Regions from separate parts of the Homo sapiens genome. Here region 2 is linked to region 1. Evidence: read pairs that join two places in POLR2A ChIA-PET (ENCODE). Cell type or tissue: PC-9. All regions are shown on one strand.

Region 1 (8,000 bases):
CCTCTCCCATGCTCCCCGCCAGCTTCTAATCACTGGGGCCGGTTCCTCTTACCTGGCAGGGAGGGCTGAAGCCAGGGCGGGGGGTCGCTCCAGCCAGGAGCTTACCAGCCAAAGCCTGCATAGCATGACCTTCACACAGATAGAGCCTAGCAGCCCCCTCTGGGAGGGAAACAGAGCCAGGGGTCACACAGAGCCCCAGGCACGTGCTCCCTGTGGCCCAAAGCAGCTGGTGGTGGGCGAGACTGGGAAGGACCCTATGACACAGCTGGCTCAGAAGCTGGGGCCACCACAGGCGGGGACACCCGGGCTCTGGGGCCAGTCTGAGACCTGGGATGGTTCTGTGAGGAGGAAAAGGGGAGAAGCAGCTGAAAGAGGTGGTTACTTCATGACACCTCACATCTGTGTGACGGGGATGATAACAGCCCCTGTCTGGGCCTAGGCCCTGGCTTAGAAATGGTGCCTGGTCAACATTCTGGCTCCCCCGCCCTTCCAGACCTTGCGGACTCCACCCACCCCAGGCTCCTCCTCAGCCCAGACCTCCTCCTCCCCAGGAACCACATCTCTCCCACCTCAGTCAGACAGTCCAAACCTGGAAAGCCCACGCCATCCTCTCACCCACCTCTCCCCAGATGGAGGCCCTGAGGTAGCAGTTCTCAGCCCATTGGGTGGACTTGGAAGGTGAGGCCCAGAGAGGTGAAGAGATTTTCCTGGCTGGGTGCGGTGGGTCACACCTGTAATCCCAGCATTTTGGGAGGCCGAGGTGGGCAGATCACCTGAGCTCAGGAGTTCAAGACCAGCATGGTGAAATTCCATCTCTACTAAAAATACAAAAAATTAGCCGGGCGTGGCAGCACGTGCCTGTAATCCCAGCTACCGGGGAGGCTGAGGTACAAAAATAACTTGTACCTGGGAGGTGGAGGTTGCAGTGAGCCGAGATTGCACCACTGCACTCCAGCCTGGGTGACAAGAGCAAGACTCCGTCACAAAAAAAAAAAAGAGAGAGAGATTTTTCCCAAGGGTGTGGTAGGATCAGAATCCAGCATTCCTGGTTGCTTTCAAGGTTGGGACCCCCTGAAGATTGGGAAGTGCCCCCCTGGTCAGACTGGGGGCTCTAGACCATGCCCCTGACACATGGAGGCTCAGGATCTGAGAAATGCTGCCTCGAAAAGATGCAGGACTGGAGCTTCTATGACCCGGATTCAGAGAAGACCCCAGGACTTAGAAGGAGGTTTTCAGCCTATAAGAGGTCAGGCAGACAAAAGTACAGGCCTGGATTCCATCCCACCTCCACCACATACTGTTTAGGGGACACATTACTGAGCCTCAGCACCTTGATCTATAAAATGGGAAGTAATAAGACTGTGATGGGGATGCAGTGAGATGTGCAAAGAAAATGCTGCGCACAGGCTGGCCGCGGTGACTCGCGCCTGTAATCCCAGCACTTTGGGAGGCCGAGGTGGGCAAATCGCTTGAGCCCAAGAGTTCCAAATTAGCCTGGACAACATGGCAAATCGCCGTCTCTATAAAAAAAAAAAAAAGAAAAGAAAAGAAAAGAAATACAAAAATTAGCTGGGCAAGGTGTCAGGCACCTGTAGTCCCAACATCTCGGGAGGCTGAGGTGGGAGGACCACTTGAGCCTGGGAGGACCACTTGAGCCCAGGAGGTCAAGGCTGCAGTGAGCCAAGATCACACCACTGCACTCCAGACTGGGTGACAGAACAAGACTCTCAAGAAAAAAAAGAAAGAAAAAGAAAGAAAGAAAGAAGAAAGAGAAAGAAAGAGAAGAAAGAAAGAAAGAGAGAGAAGAAAGAAAAGAAAGAAAGAGAAGAAACAAAGAGAAGAAAGAAAGAAGAAAGAGAAAGAAGAAAGAGAAAGAAAAAGAAGAAAGAGAAAGAAAAGAAAGAAAAAGAAAGAATGAAAAAGAAAGAAGAAAGAGAGAAAAAGAAAGAAAGAAAAAGAAAGAAAGAAAGAGGGAAGGGGAGGGAGAGAGGGAAGGAAGGAAGGAAGGAAGGAAGGAAATGCTGGGTACAAAACACAGCACATAGTAGGTGATCATTAAATGACCCTATCATTTTGTTGGCATTAAGGAGTCTAATGGAAAAGGCTGACAAGTTTAAGGACAGTAGCAGGATGAAGCAGTCAGGGGAAGTGCCAGGGCCTGAGGGCGGCAAGCCTGTATCTTTGTCACATGCACCAAGCAGTGGGAACAGCAACCAGATCCACCCCCCACCCCCCATATCAGTTACCGCAGAGCAGGCACAAAGTAAATATGCAATGTGGGCCTGGGGGACCGAGGGAGAAAATCTGGGAGTCTGATCCCAGGTCCTCGGACTCGTCGGTGGTTGTATCAGCTGTTGTATGACTTTATGGTCATTTATAGTCACTTAAAACAATAAGACTTTATCTTTGTTCGCATTTCTATTGACCAGCTGGGTGGTTCTTCTGGTCTCAGCTGGGGTCATTCATGCATTTATGTTCAGTTGAGGGTTGGCTCCACAGCTCTGCTCTCCTGACTGGGCTCTCTCACATGTCTGAGGATTGGGTGACAGGATGTCCCCAGCTAAGACAACTGAGCTCTGCGCCAGTGGTCTCTTGCCCACTGCAGGCTGGCCTGAGCTTGTCCACACAGCAACTGGGCAGAATAATGAGAGAGAGAGAGCACAAATGTGTGCAAGACTTTTTTGAGGCCTAAGCTTGCACCTAGCACACGGCTCTTCCCCCACGTTCTACTGCCCAAAGCCAACCCAGGATCCAGGGATAGGGAACTAGACTCTCCACTCTGGGGATGCAAGGAGAGGTGAGAATTACAGCCATTTTTGCAATAATCTCCCACAGTGATGGTTAAGAACATGAGCTGGACTCTAATTCCCACTCGCTAACCGCTTGCTGGGAGAGCTTGGGCAATGTCTTCTCTTCTCTGAGTCTGTTTCCTCATCTACAACACGGTCAAAGCAATTCCAGCTCCCCGAGAGTTTTGTGGCGATTCGGAGCAATCAGGCATTTGAAGTGCCTAGCGTGGTGCCTGGGCCTGGTGAGTACCAGAACATGTGGGTTCCCTCCCTTTTCCCCAGGAAACCGAGCTGTGGATGGCGATCCGATGTTCACACTTTGCAGGAAAGGGCTGGGGGCCCGGTTGGGGGTCTGCTGCACCCCCACTCCCTCCCTACCTTTCATCTTGCCCCCTCTGGAGCCCTCCTGCTGGGGCCTCACAGCACCCGGGGTCTTAAGGATAGTTAAGTAGCAAACTATGTGTTCATAATAAAATTTGCCGGCTTCTCACAGACATCCAATTTGCTTACCATCCAAAGAGAAGGATTGGGTGCCTGCTTCTGAAATTGTTTTAATCTCTGCCACAGAATGCTTCTGGCAGGGTTTTTCAACTGGAAAATAGGAAATGAGTTAGAAACAATGGAGGAACGTGAATAATCTCACTTAAGACGTTTGATCTTGAGATGAGATGAAGTTGAAATCGATTTCCCGGTTCACAGCCAGACAGCGGCGGGTGGGAGGGGAGAGAGCTGGGGGAGATGGGACATCCAGGCCTGTCTGGGCTCCAGCTCTGCTGGGACAAGGACCCCCCCGCTCCTGCAAAACTCTGACAAACTGCACAGTGGGTGAGAGGTTGCCCCAGCCCCATCACCTCAAAGGCAGGCATGACCGAAGCTCTTTGGTTTTTCCAAGTCTATGTTAATGGTTGACAAACCAGCCCACACATCTGTTTAACAGATATTCACTGTGTGCCTGCTACGTGCCATGGCCTGTCCTCAGGGAACTCACAGGAGGTGACTGTGAACAGGATGGAGAGTGAGGAGCTAATGTTTGTGGAGGACTGTCTATGTCCAGGCATGGGTTAAGAAGGCTGCATCCATGATGCTACACAGAACCGGGAGTCAGGGATTCTTGTGCCCTCTTTTCAGATGAGGAAATGGCCTCAGAGCTATGTGTGTCTGACTTTTCGGAGGACAGGATCCAGATGTGACTGCAGAGTTTGTGTGCTTTGCATGGAGGGGTATTCTGTCCAGGCAGGTGGCTTGGGCAGAAGCCAGGCAGGAGGGTACAATAGGGAGAGCTCAGGGAGCCATGAGGAGGCGTGGGTGGACTGGACCTTGGCAGTGCCAGGGTCTCTTCCCTGCTGCCCCCTGCCCAATTCAACTTGGAGAAGTAGCCTGGCCTTAGGTCTAGGAAGGGACATGTTCTCAAGGCCCAGCCAGGCAGAGTGAGCGGCCACTCACACCCTGATCTTCACACAGACACCCTCACACATCACCTGAACACACAGACCTAGACAGACACACACGTTTATAAATACAGACACACAACACATACTGTATGGACAGAGACAGCTAGACGCACGTGTGTGTGTGTGTGTGTGTGCGCGCGCACGCGCGCGCACGTCAGCGCATACACGCATGCTCACACTCTCTAAGAGGTCACAGTCTCTTTGGGGGCAGCGACTATGTCTGTCTTGCTCACCACTCTGTCACCAGCACAGATCCTGGCTCATAACAGGGCCTCTCTAAATAATGATGAAGTTGAACTCAATTCCCACACGGAAACACAGACACATGCACACGTGGTTTGTGTGCATGGCGGCTGATGCTGGCGGAGAGGTGGTTTCGTCTCTGCAGTCCCCAGTGGGGGTTTCAGGGGACTTTCACGGGTGGAGACAGAAGCTGCCAAGGTGGAACCTAGAGGGTGAGCTGGGTCTGGGGGAGATTCACGGCTCTCGGTCTCTTCTCCTGCAGCCTGGCTGGGCTTAGGGACCTAGCCTATCTGAAAGCCTCTGTCTAGCTTTCCTGCCATTAAGCCTCCATGGAGAGACCCCAAACCTCCCCCTATAACAGCCTCCACTAGGGTCTGGCCTCTTGGGGTCCTGGGTTGGGGGTTTAATGCATTATTGATTTCCCCAAGAAGGGAAAGTGCTGCAGCCATGGGTCCAGGTAGCTTATTTTGTGCGTCGATGACATTCAGGTACTAGTGAAAAATTATACCAATTATTAAATCAGCCATTATTACTTCAAAGTGCAATCAGTTGTCACAGCGGAGAGAGCTTGCACGGCGCGTTATTAGTCGGGCTGTGTGCACGGGGAAAGTGCTGAGAGGGGAGACTTTAACCAAAGGGCAAATGCATGAAATTTACTTAGAAATAGCGATTTATCACCCCTGGGTTTCCTACTGCTCAAATCCAGGCAGACACTTCACTGGCAGGAGACAGGCTCCGCGGCCGCCCCTGCCTCCTGCAGCTCCCACCCTGACAGGAAATGAAAAATTGAGAAGTCGTTGTAACAGCTTAAAGATGCATTATCCTTTTTGATGTGCAATTTGAGCTTCATATCCAAAGGCAGATGAAATCACCGCACCCACGCCAGGCAGAGCGGAAAGAGCCACCTTTCCATGTGCTGGGAGGGGGTGGTGGTGGGGGCGCCAGCCGGCCTGGCCCCACCTGGCCCTGGCTGCCTCTCCAAGCCCAGGGGACACCAGGGGGCCAGCACTGGGGTCAAGGAGACAGAGCGATCTCAGGCAGAGTGGGAGGCAGGGAAGGAAGAAAGAGATGTAGCGTGAAGAGAGAAAGACATAAAGAAAAAGAGACATGCAAATGCAAAGAGGGAGAAAGAAACAGAAGAGAGGGTGAAAGGGAACGAAAGAGTGGGAAATAAAGAAAAGTAGAAAGATGAGGCATCGTGAGCCACAGAGACAGAAAGTGGGAGGAGAGGGACAGAAAGGTAGACAGAAAACGCCCACCAGAAACCAAATGTGGGCAATGGCCGCGTGCCTAGGGAAGACGTGTGTGCACGTGTGAGTGTATGGGTGCACACGTGTGTGCATGGGTGTGAGCCAGTGTCAGTGGAGAAGAGTATGCACATGTTCACACGAGTGTGCGTGCATGTGTGAGGGTGTTGTGAGTGTCTGCACACAAGCGCTTAGGTGTGAGTATGTGTATGTGAGGGTGAGGTTGGTCCTTTCCCTGTCGGGAGGCTCATCAGCCTTTGTTATTTTTCTTCCCTTAGATTGGAAGATTGATGAGGGCAGGGGCGGTAGCTGTATGTAGTTCTCCCCACTGCTCCTCCAGGGCTTGACACAGTGTCTTGCACATGGCAGGGACGTAATGACTATTGGATGAGTGTGTGAGTGTGTGCAAGTGTGAATCGGTGAGATCAGAATCACAGCTGCTGTCAGAGGAGGACCACGTCAAGAAGCTTTCAGCCCAGACGTGTGCAGGAGAAAGTAGATGCTATATCTGTCAATCACTGTCTTTGATTTTTCTCATTGCTGTGACCCCACCTCCATCAGCCACACAGCACAGTGAGGCCCCAGAACCACCTTCGCCCCCACCATCTGCCAACTGTCCCTGTTCTTATGGCATCGTGCCTGGCACGGCCCACTCCCTGCAGGACATCCCTGGATCGTGGGCCACTGACAGCTGAGGGTGAATGGAAGCCCTCACTCTAGAAGCCAATGGAAGGTCAGGGACACAGGTGCATGACTCAGAAAGACCAGGGTGACTCTTACCTCCACGGCCCTGTGACCTTGAGCAAGCGATGGCGTCTCCCTGAGCCTCTTTCCTTATTTGGCAGATGGGCCCTAGGGCTGTGAGGGGCTCTGACACCCTGTGTGGGCCCCGCACTGGGAAGAATGAGCCTGTCATGATGTCACAGAGTTTCAGCCAACCTTAGAGGGCCGGTGGCAAGGTGGCCACTGCCCATAGGGACCCCAAAATGAACCCCTGTGTCTCCATATGCCCGGGGCCCACAGTTGAAGATCTGAGACCCATTCACCCGATGGGCTGCCCTGGGGCCTTAAAATCAACCCTGTTGTTTGAGGGTGGTACGGGCAGGGCTCACAGGAGAGCATCAAGGGGACGACACATACAAGTCCCCACTTTGCACACATCCCTAAGAAAGCCGGGTGGGGTACCTCAGAGGTAGAGGGAGAGGTGAGGAGCACTGGGGCCGGGCAGATAGGTCCACCTCCATCACCTGAATGGAAACCTCAGCAGCACACCGGCCCTGCCCATCTTGCCGTCACTCAAGTTAGCTGAGCGCATAAATCATTTGTCACTCTCAAGTTGAGTGACCTTGGCAAAGCACTTCACCTCTCTGATCCTTCACTTTGTCATTAGCAAAAGGGTTCCCACTGCATGGGCCACCGAGGCCTGGCTGAGTGAGGCGTGTGCAGTCAGCCACGGACGGGAAGGAAACCATAGCAGCAATATTTAATATTATTCACAAAAAAAGGAAAGAAAAGAAGGATATATGTAAGGGTGGGTATCTCTAGGTGATAGAATTAAGGATGTTTTTTATTTTCTTCTTGTTCTTCTTTGTATTTGTTAGGTCCTTACTGGCTTTATAACCAGGAGAACATAATACATTTACTTTACAATAAATAAGGAAGTCTTTTATAAAATTCCCAGGAGGGGGCCAGGCGCAGTGGCTCACGCCTATAACCCCAGCAGTTTGGGAGGCCAAGGCGGGCAGATCACCTGAGGTCAGGAGTTCAAGACCAATCTGGCCAACATGGGGAACCCCTGTCTCTACTAAAAATACAAAAAATTAGCCAGATATGGTGGTGCACGCCTATAGCTCCAGGTACTCAGGAGGCTGAGGCAGGAGAATTGCTTGAACCCAGGAGGCGGAGGTTGTGGTGAGCTGAGATCGTGCCACTGCACTCCAGCCTGGGTGACAAGAGCAAAACTCTACCTCAAAATGAAATAAAATAAAATAAAATAAAAAAGTTTCCAGGAGGGGGCAGGTTTTCCCAGGACCCTCCTCGCTGCTGCTGAACCTGAGGATGATGGCACCTCACTCCTCCAGCCTGGGGGCATTTGCGCCCCAGGGCTCAGGGCTGTGCAGGGATACCTTTGGGGCCCCAAAGCCCCCAATCCCATTTCCTCGAGCAGCTGGGGGGCCTGGCATGTGTGCAGAAGAGGTCCATTCCCTTTCAGGCTCACCTTCCTGCTGAGCAGTCTCACAAAACCTCTGAACCTGAGTCTGAGGCTCTTC
Region 2 (8,000 bases), 340 kb after region 1:
ACATTGTGTATATATACATAAAACACCAGTTTTATATATATATAAAACACTGGATATATATGTACACTGAAGATATATAAATCTATTCATAAATGAAGCTTTGCCCATATCTATATCTAAACCCTCTTCTTACAAGCAGGGAAGATATCAGTAGTATTTGCACGTTTCCCATTTCCATATAGTTCAGCTGATCTATTATAGCTAGAATTGAATTTTTTTTTCTTTTTTTTGAGATGGAGTTTCACTCTTGTTGCCCAGGCTGGAGTGCAATGGCATGATCTTGACTCACCACAACCTCCGCCTCCCGGGTTCAAGTGATCTCCTGCCTCAACCTTCCGAGTAGCTGGGATTACAGGCATGAACCACCACACCCAGCTAATTTTGTATTTTTAGTAGAGTCAGGGTTTCTCCATGTTGGTCAGGCTGGTCTCACTACCCACCTCAGGTGATCCGCCCACCTAGGCCTCCCAAAGTGCTGGGATTACAGGTGTGAGCCACCCCGCCTGGCCTTGAAAATTTAAAAATAAAAATTAATGTTCCTTTGGAAAATTAAAAAGTAAAAAAATAGTTTTAGATTTGGAATTATACATTAGAAAGTATGAGATTAAAAATAATTATCAGGCCAGGCACAGTGGCCCATACCTGTAATCCCAGCACTTTGGGAGGCCGAGGTGGGTGGATCACTTGAAGCCAGGAGTTCGAGACTAGCCTGGCCAACATGGTGAGACCCCATCTCTACTAAAAACACAAAAATTAGCCAGATTTGGTGGTGCATACCTCTAGTCCCAGCTACTCGGGAGGTTGAGGCAGGTGAATTCCTTGAACCTGGGAGACGGAGGCTGCAGTCAGCCGAGATCACACCACTGCACTCCAGCCTGGGCAACAGAGAAAGACTTCGTCTCAAATAATAATAATAATCATCATCATCATCATCTTCAAAATAATAAAAATAATTCTCATCAAGGCTGAGTGCAGTGGCTCACGCCTGTAATCCTAACACTTTGGGAAGCTGAGGCGGGCAGGTTTTTGAGCCCAGGAGTTCAAGACCAGCCTGGGCAACACAGCAAGACCCTGTTTCTATATATCTTTAAAAAAATAATCTCATCATGCCAGGTGTGGTGGCTCATGCCTGTAATCCCAGCACTTTGGGAGGCCAAGGCAGGCAGATCACTTGGGGTCAGGAGTTTGAGACCAGCTGGTCAACATGGAGAAACTCTGTCTCTACTAAAAATACAAAAAAAATTAAAATAAAAATTAGCCGGGCGTGGTGGCACAGACCCACAATCCCAGCTACTCAGGAGGCTGAGACAGGAGAATCAATTGAACCCAGGAGGCAGAGGCTGTAGTGAGCTGAGATCATGCCACTGCACTCCATCCTGGGTGACAGAGTGAGTGAGACTCCGTCTCAAATTAAAAAAAAAAAAAGTATGGTTATGTATGTAAGGCTCATTTTCAAACTTCATAACTTAAGTAAGAAATGTTTTTATACTTATGAGCAGGAACTCTCTGGTAATACTATATCTGGTTTTGGTTTTTGTTTTTTTTTTGGTTTTTTTGAGACGAAAGGCTTGCTCTGTCACCCAGGCTGGAGTGCAGTGGCACCATCTCAGCTCACTGCAACCTCCGCCTCCCGGGTTCTAGCTATTCTTCTGCCTCAGCCTCCCAGGTTGCTAGGACTACAGGTGTGAGCCACTATGCTAGCTAATTTTGCATTTTCAGTAGAGACAGGATGTCACCATGTTGGCCAGTCTGGTCTCGATCTCCTGACCTCGTGATCCGTCCGCCTCGGCCTCCCAAAGTGCTGGGATTACAGGCGTGAGCCACCGCATCCAGCCAATACTACACCATTTATAATATACTTTGTGAATGGTCCATCATCTACAGCTGGTGCACGCTATACTCACAAGAATTTATCTCCAAGGAATTCCACCGCAATTTTTTAAAAATCTAACAAATCTTTTCTGTGAGGTAAGTGGGTACTAGAGCAGATGGTATTTTTTCGATTTGTAGGACAAAAAAAATAAGATGTAAGACTTTACAGTGAGTTAGAATCAAAGCTGAATGAAAATTCCCAAACTTAAAATTATTTCATTAAATTACATTCTATGAGTTCTTTAGTTAGATTAGTTTAGTGGGGTAGCCATTGTGCACAATTCTAGAATGCACCGTTATCAAAGTGTATTATAAATGATGCAACCTGGAGTTGTGCAACTCAGCAAATATGAATGTAAAGAAAGACTCAATGAAATTAATGTGTGTGTGTGTTTCTTTCAGAATAGGGGACATGTATCTATCGCACAAACCCCAGTGGATTAATCTATAAGCAAAAAAATACATCATCACATAAGTCACAAGTACCTCTAGTCCACCTCCAAGATCTCTAGGAAAATAAGGCTTTGAATAGTGTTGGAATGTGGGATGCAAATACTCTTGAAGAAGATCTCTTATAGGTTTATTTTTACCTAATAAATAAGTATTGGAAGTAAACAACAAATCTGTGTGATTCAATATGTGTTGTATCTAAACTTCATCTCTAATCTACTTTAAAGAAACTAGTCACACTGATAAAACCAAACTACTTATAGGTAGCCTTTACAGACCAGTGCTAACACAGACCAATTCTTTACTCTATTGAGGTTATCAACACAGAATAATTCTTCACTCTAGTTTCATGACTGATTTTGGAAAGACTAAGAAGCAAAAAATGTTGATTAAAAAAATTGTTTCACCTTTTAACAAGGTGAAGATCAGCTACGCATGCACAGATACATTAACTGCAGAAAAAAATGAAACCATATAAGAACTCTGGTGTCTCCAAAAATAGTCAAAAAGGACCAATCATCTGATAATCTAAATGATGAGACATTACAAGAAAAGAAGAGAACTGGTAAAGGATAAAAAGATTAAACTGGGATTCTATGTTAAAGAAGGTATGGCACAAAGACCATGAAACTGCCAAGCAATTTCAGTGTTGAAATGTTCTGTGTATATACACACACACAAACACACACAAAAAAGAGAGACAGACTAAAACTTGAGGACAGACACAACCCTTTCCCCAGTCAAAAGAGTATAATATAAAGAGAACTGAACCCTGAGTTGGAAGATTCGAGCACTAATCTCTATCCCAGTTCTGCAACTTACTCAGGCAAGTGACCATCCGTAAATCCCTTACTTAGCCGCTCTAATCCTCACTTTCCTAATTTGTAAAACAAGAGTAATATACATTCCACCTAAATCAAAGGTTGTTATGAAGATTAAGCAGATAAAATCACTCCGAACAATGTAAAAGCACCATAGAAATATTCAATAACAATTGAAGACAACTAAAAAGCAAGCATCGCTCTGGATCTTCTGGCTCAAGAGAGCAGACTGAGTATGTATGTTTAATTTCCATTCTTCCTTTCCAGTTTCCCTCTGATAGGACTGTAAAGGGTATACCATTGAGAAGGGGGAAGAGCCGGGTGCAGGGGCTCACACCTGTGTTCCCAGCACTCTGGGAGGCCAAGGCACACAGATCACTTGAGCTCAGGAGTTCAAGACCAGCCTGGGCAACATGGCAAAACCCAGTCTCTACAAAAAACAAAAAACAAAAACCAAAATTAGCCAGGCGTGGTGGTCCTCGCCTGAGGCTGAGGTGGGAGAATCACCTGAGCCCGGGCAGTCGGGGCTGCAGTGAGCCATGATCGCACCCCTAAACCGCAGTCTAGGTGACATAGTAAGACACGGTCTCAAAAAACAAAAAGAGAGAGAGAGAGACGGAGGGAGGCAGAGAGAAAGAGTAGGGGGTGGGGCTGAAGAAGACCAGATTTTGATAAATTTCTGTAACACAGATAACAAATGAGACACCACAATGACAAGTGCATCACAGTGAAGGAGGCCCAAATCTACAATGAGAAGGAGGTAGGAGCCGGTTTTCCCAGCAAAGACTGACAGAGGCTCCAACCTTGGACAGAGAACAGCAACAGGAAATGGGGCAGTAAATTAAAAGAAGGTCTGAGTAACACCTGAGAAATTTGGTCCCTCCTCACATTTTCCACACACACACACACACACACACACCCAGTCACTGCAAAGAACATTTGCCCAAAGGAGAAGTCAGACAACCATTCTCCAAAAATAATTAAGAGGTAATATCAAAAGTACAACAGTTAAAGAAGGGAGTACTAATTTCCTCCTGTTTCATATAAAAGTAAAGTAATACAGTCTGATATTGATGGAATCAAAGCTAGAGAACACATTGCTTATGTTATACGAGGAACCTACAGCAGAACAAAAAATAATACAACAACAAAACCAGAGAGGAAGAGAAGGAAATTATGTGGGAGATTATATAAATAAGCCAAATTCCTTACCATGGAAAAATGATATACAGTCAACAATTTCAGTTATTTAAATTTATGGTGGGTAACTAGCAAGAAAACAAAAAAGAGAAAGATGAAATGTGGTCTTCTCTGATGAGTGGGACTATAGGAAGGAGAAGAACAGCAAGAGGTTACAACATTTTTTTCAACTGTGCAAGGAGAGTACTTTTATAATTTAAAATTACCTGCTAACTAGTTGAAAAATATTCTTTTCAAAATGGATTGACCCAGAAAGTTACCCTGAAGGACAGAAAATCTGACTACTTAGTCTGATTTCTTTCAGTCTTTCAAAAAAATAGACATAATTCTTCAGGTTGTGAGGAAAAATTATCTTCCTAAGCATACAAGTAAGGAAAAAGAAATGGAACTGAGAAATAAGGAAGATTTTATCTTTCAGAATTCTGATAAAAGATGAGTTAGAAATGAGAGGCTGTAATTCCCTAATCCTTCAGGCTGAAGAATGGCAATTGGGAATAGTGTTTTCAACCTCAAATTCCTATTCTGGAAGTTGTTAATCGGCTTGAATGGTGGATGGCTTAATTATATAAGGACCACATTAATGTCTCAAAGGAGGGAGAGTGATCTGATAGGTTTTAATTTAAAACACTCTTCATAAAATTAAAAACGAATGCCAAACTGACTATAATCTGTGCCTCTGTGGAGAAGTAAAAGGCCAATACAGCTCTAAGAATACAGCATGATCAATGGTCTTTGAGGCTAAATTGATCCAGTACTGGTCAATAATCATGAATGTTATTCATTGGGCAGTCAAAAGTAGTCTCTCCATTTCTGTTCCAGATAGCAGGTCTTTTTCTAGGTTATTTTCAGATAGTTAGAATTGCATCTATCTGTTAATGGGAAACATTTTCACTATTCACATCCTCTAGAATGACTCTATAGAACTAAAAATCCTGGGATCTAAATGTATATATGTAGCTCACAGCACTTACGGCACTCATCTTAAATAGAACAGTACAGTTTGGAACAATTTGGATCCATTCTGTCTCATTCTACAGTTTTACTGGCATTGTACCATTCCAAAAAAAAAGAGATGGAACAAACAAGTTAAAATCTATACAAAGTTAGAGTTAACAAGGGTAGTAACTTTTCAAAGTATAGAAAAATATAATAACTGCGAGAACACTAGGTCAAATATGAAAGTACCCATCTTTGAAGGGAACATGCAACCTGCTAGCTTTGATCCTAGGATACTTTTTTTTTTTTTTTTTGAGATGGAGTCTCACTCTGTCGCCCAGGCTGGAGTGCAATAGCGTGATCTCTAAGCTCACTGCAACCTCCACCTCCCGAGTTTAAGTGATTCTCCTGCCTCAGCCTCCTGAAAACCTGGGACTACAGGGGCGCACCATGCCCAACTAATTTTTTATTTTTAATAGATACAGGGTTTCACCATGTTGGCCAGGCTGGTCTTGAACTCCTGACCTCAGGTTATCTGCCCATTTTGGCCTCCCAAAGTTTTGGGATTACAGGTATGAGCCACCGTGCCCGGCCGACATACGTGTTTATGTATGTATTTCTCTAGATCTTTTCATTGAGTAGATTCAGAAGCAGTGATACCTAATAGCAATGAGCATAACTTACACTCAAATCTTGTTTTCTCAATGTCATTATCCACTAAAAGGAACCAAGTATACTTAAAGAAACGGTTGATTCCAGGGCTAGGACAAGGCAAAGACAAGATAAGCTGGGAACATCTTATCATACCAGAATATAAGGAACTGCTTGAAGAATAATGGTGACATGTCAAAAAGACACAGATGACAGCCTGAAGGGCTCTCATTGGCCAGAAGGATTGCAAACACAATGGTTCCAACATTAATGAGTTACTGAATCAAATTGTAATCCTCTGGGTGTCTTGTTATATGACATAAAAGATATCTTGATGCGTTTAAATGACTACAGTTGGGGTTTGCATTTACTGTTATACACTGCATAATGATGTTTTGGTCAACCATGGACCACATATACAATGATGGTTTCATAAGATTATAAAGGAGCTAAAAAATTCCTATCACCTACTGATATTTTGATGATCATGACCCTACTTACACATTGGCCTATGCCAATGTGTGTTTGGCTTGGTTTTTAACAAAAAAAAATTAAAAAGTAAAAAAAATTAATAAAAAGGTTATAGAATACGGATATAAAAAAAAATCTGAATGCTCTGTGGTGTAAAGAAAAAATATTTCTGTAAAGCTGTACAATGTGTTTTAAGCTAAGTGTTATTACAAAAGTCAAAAAGTTAAAAATTAAAGTTTATATAGTAAAAAGGTTATAGTAAGCTAAGGGTAACTTATTGAAGAAATAAAAATATTTTTATAAATTTAGTATAGCCTAAGTGTACATCATATATAAAGTGTGCGGTAGTATGCACTAATGTCCTAGGCCTAAACATTCACTCACCACTCACTCACTGAGCAATTTTCAGTCCTACAAGCTCCATTCATGGTAAGTGCCCTATACAGCTATACCATGTTTTATCTCTTACACCATATTGTTACTCTACCTTTTCTATGTTTAGATACACAAATACCACTGTGTTAAAATTACCTATAGTATTCAGCACATAACATGCTGTATGGACTTGTAGCCTAGGAACAATAATGAGCTATCCCATATAGCCTAGGTGTACAGAAGGCTATATCATTTAAGCTTGTGTAAGAACACTGTATGATGTTCTCACAATGACAAAATTGCCTGATGATGAGTTTCTCAAAATGTAACCCTGCCATTAAGTGACACGACTGTATTCGTAACCCACGCAAAAGCGTAAAACAGGAGCAGGAAGGGGAACTGAAAACGCTCAGGTCCCTGTATTGATCAATAAAGAGATTTTGAGTCTTAGTAAAAACGCATGCTGATATCAATTAAAGTAACAGAATGTTAAACTCTTAAGTCTGTAAATGGAAAAGAAACAAAGCAAATCCAGTCAATTAAAATATCCAAATAAGCAGACTACATCCATAATATCTAACGACTGTTAAAAATCTGAAGAAAATATGGTTAAATGCATATATTTGGTAAAGCTGAGTATGAGTACATGGCTGCTGGTTTTATTATTCACTAATTGCTATGGAGGAAATATTTGTGCCCCCCAACCCATTCATATATTGAAGCACTAATTCCCAATATGATATTTAGAGGCAGGGCCTTTGGGAGGTGTCTTGGTATGTTTAGGCTGTTAAAATAAGTTAGACTGGGTAGTTTGTGGACAACGCAAATTTATCGTTCACAGTTCTGGAAGCTAGGAAGCCCAAGATCAAGGCACCTGTGGATTAAGTATCTGGTGAAAGCTCAATCTACTTCATAAATGGTGCCTTCTTGCTGCGTGTTCACAAGGCAGAAAGGACAAATAAGTTCCCTTGGGCCTATTTTACAAGGGTATTAATATAATTCATGAGGGTGAAGCCCTCATAACCTAATCACCACCCAAAGATCCCACCCCTTAATACTACCACAATGGTGACGAGGTTTCAACATATGAATTTGCAGGGGACACAAACATTCAGACCACAGCAGGAGATAAATAGGTCATGAGGACAGAGCCCCCATGATGAAATTCATCTAAATGTCTAAAAAAAGAGACATGAGAAAGATTATCTCTCTCTCCACCATGTA

What was found. Peaks named below come from ENCODE experiments on the same cell type or tissue, not always from the same donor. Only the 100,000 strongest peaks of a DNase experiment are listed, where the experiment ranks them.
Region 2: POLR2A ChIA-PET joins it to region 1 with 5 read pairs; 2 of 35 experiments call an interaction of 5 or more read pairs at or near these places.

What each region holds. Positions count from the first base shown.
Region 1 is chr9:126,154,913-126,162,912 of GRCh38, reverse strand. No RefSeq gene overlaps it. Among named protein-coding and RNA genes, the nearest start is that of MVB12B, 170 kb to the left of the region's middle. RefSeq lists enhancers at 1-443, 4,760-5,518. In PC-9, no CTCF peak of the experiment used is centred here; no DNase peak of the experiment used is centred here; H3K27me3 peaks cover 7,166 bases.
Region 2 is chr9:125,811,756-125,819,755 of GRCh38, reverse strand. All of the region lies in intron 2 of PBX3 (PBX homeobox 3), which reads right to left. Among named protein-coding and RNA genes, the nearest start is that of PBX3, 68 kb to the right of the region's middle. In PC-9, no CTCF peak of the experiment used is centred here; a DNase peak (open chromatin) is centred at 3,995.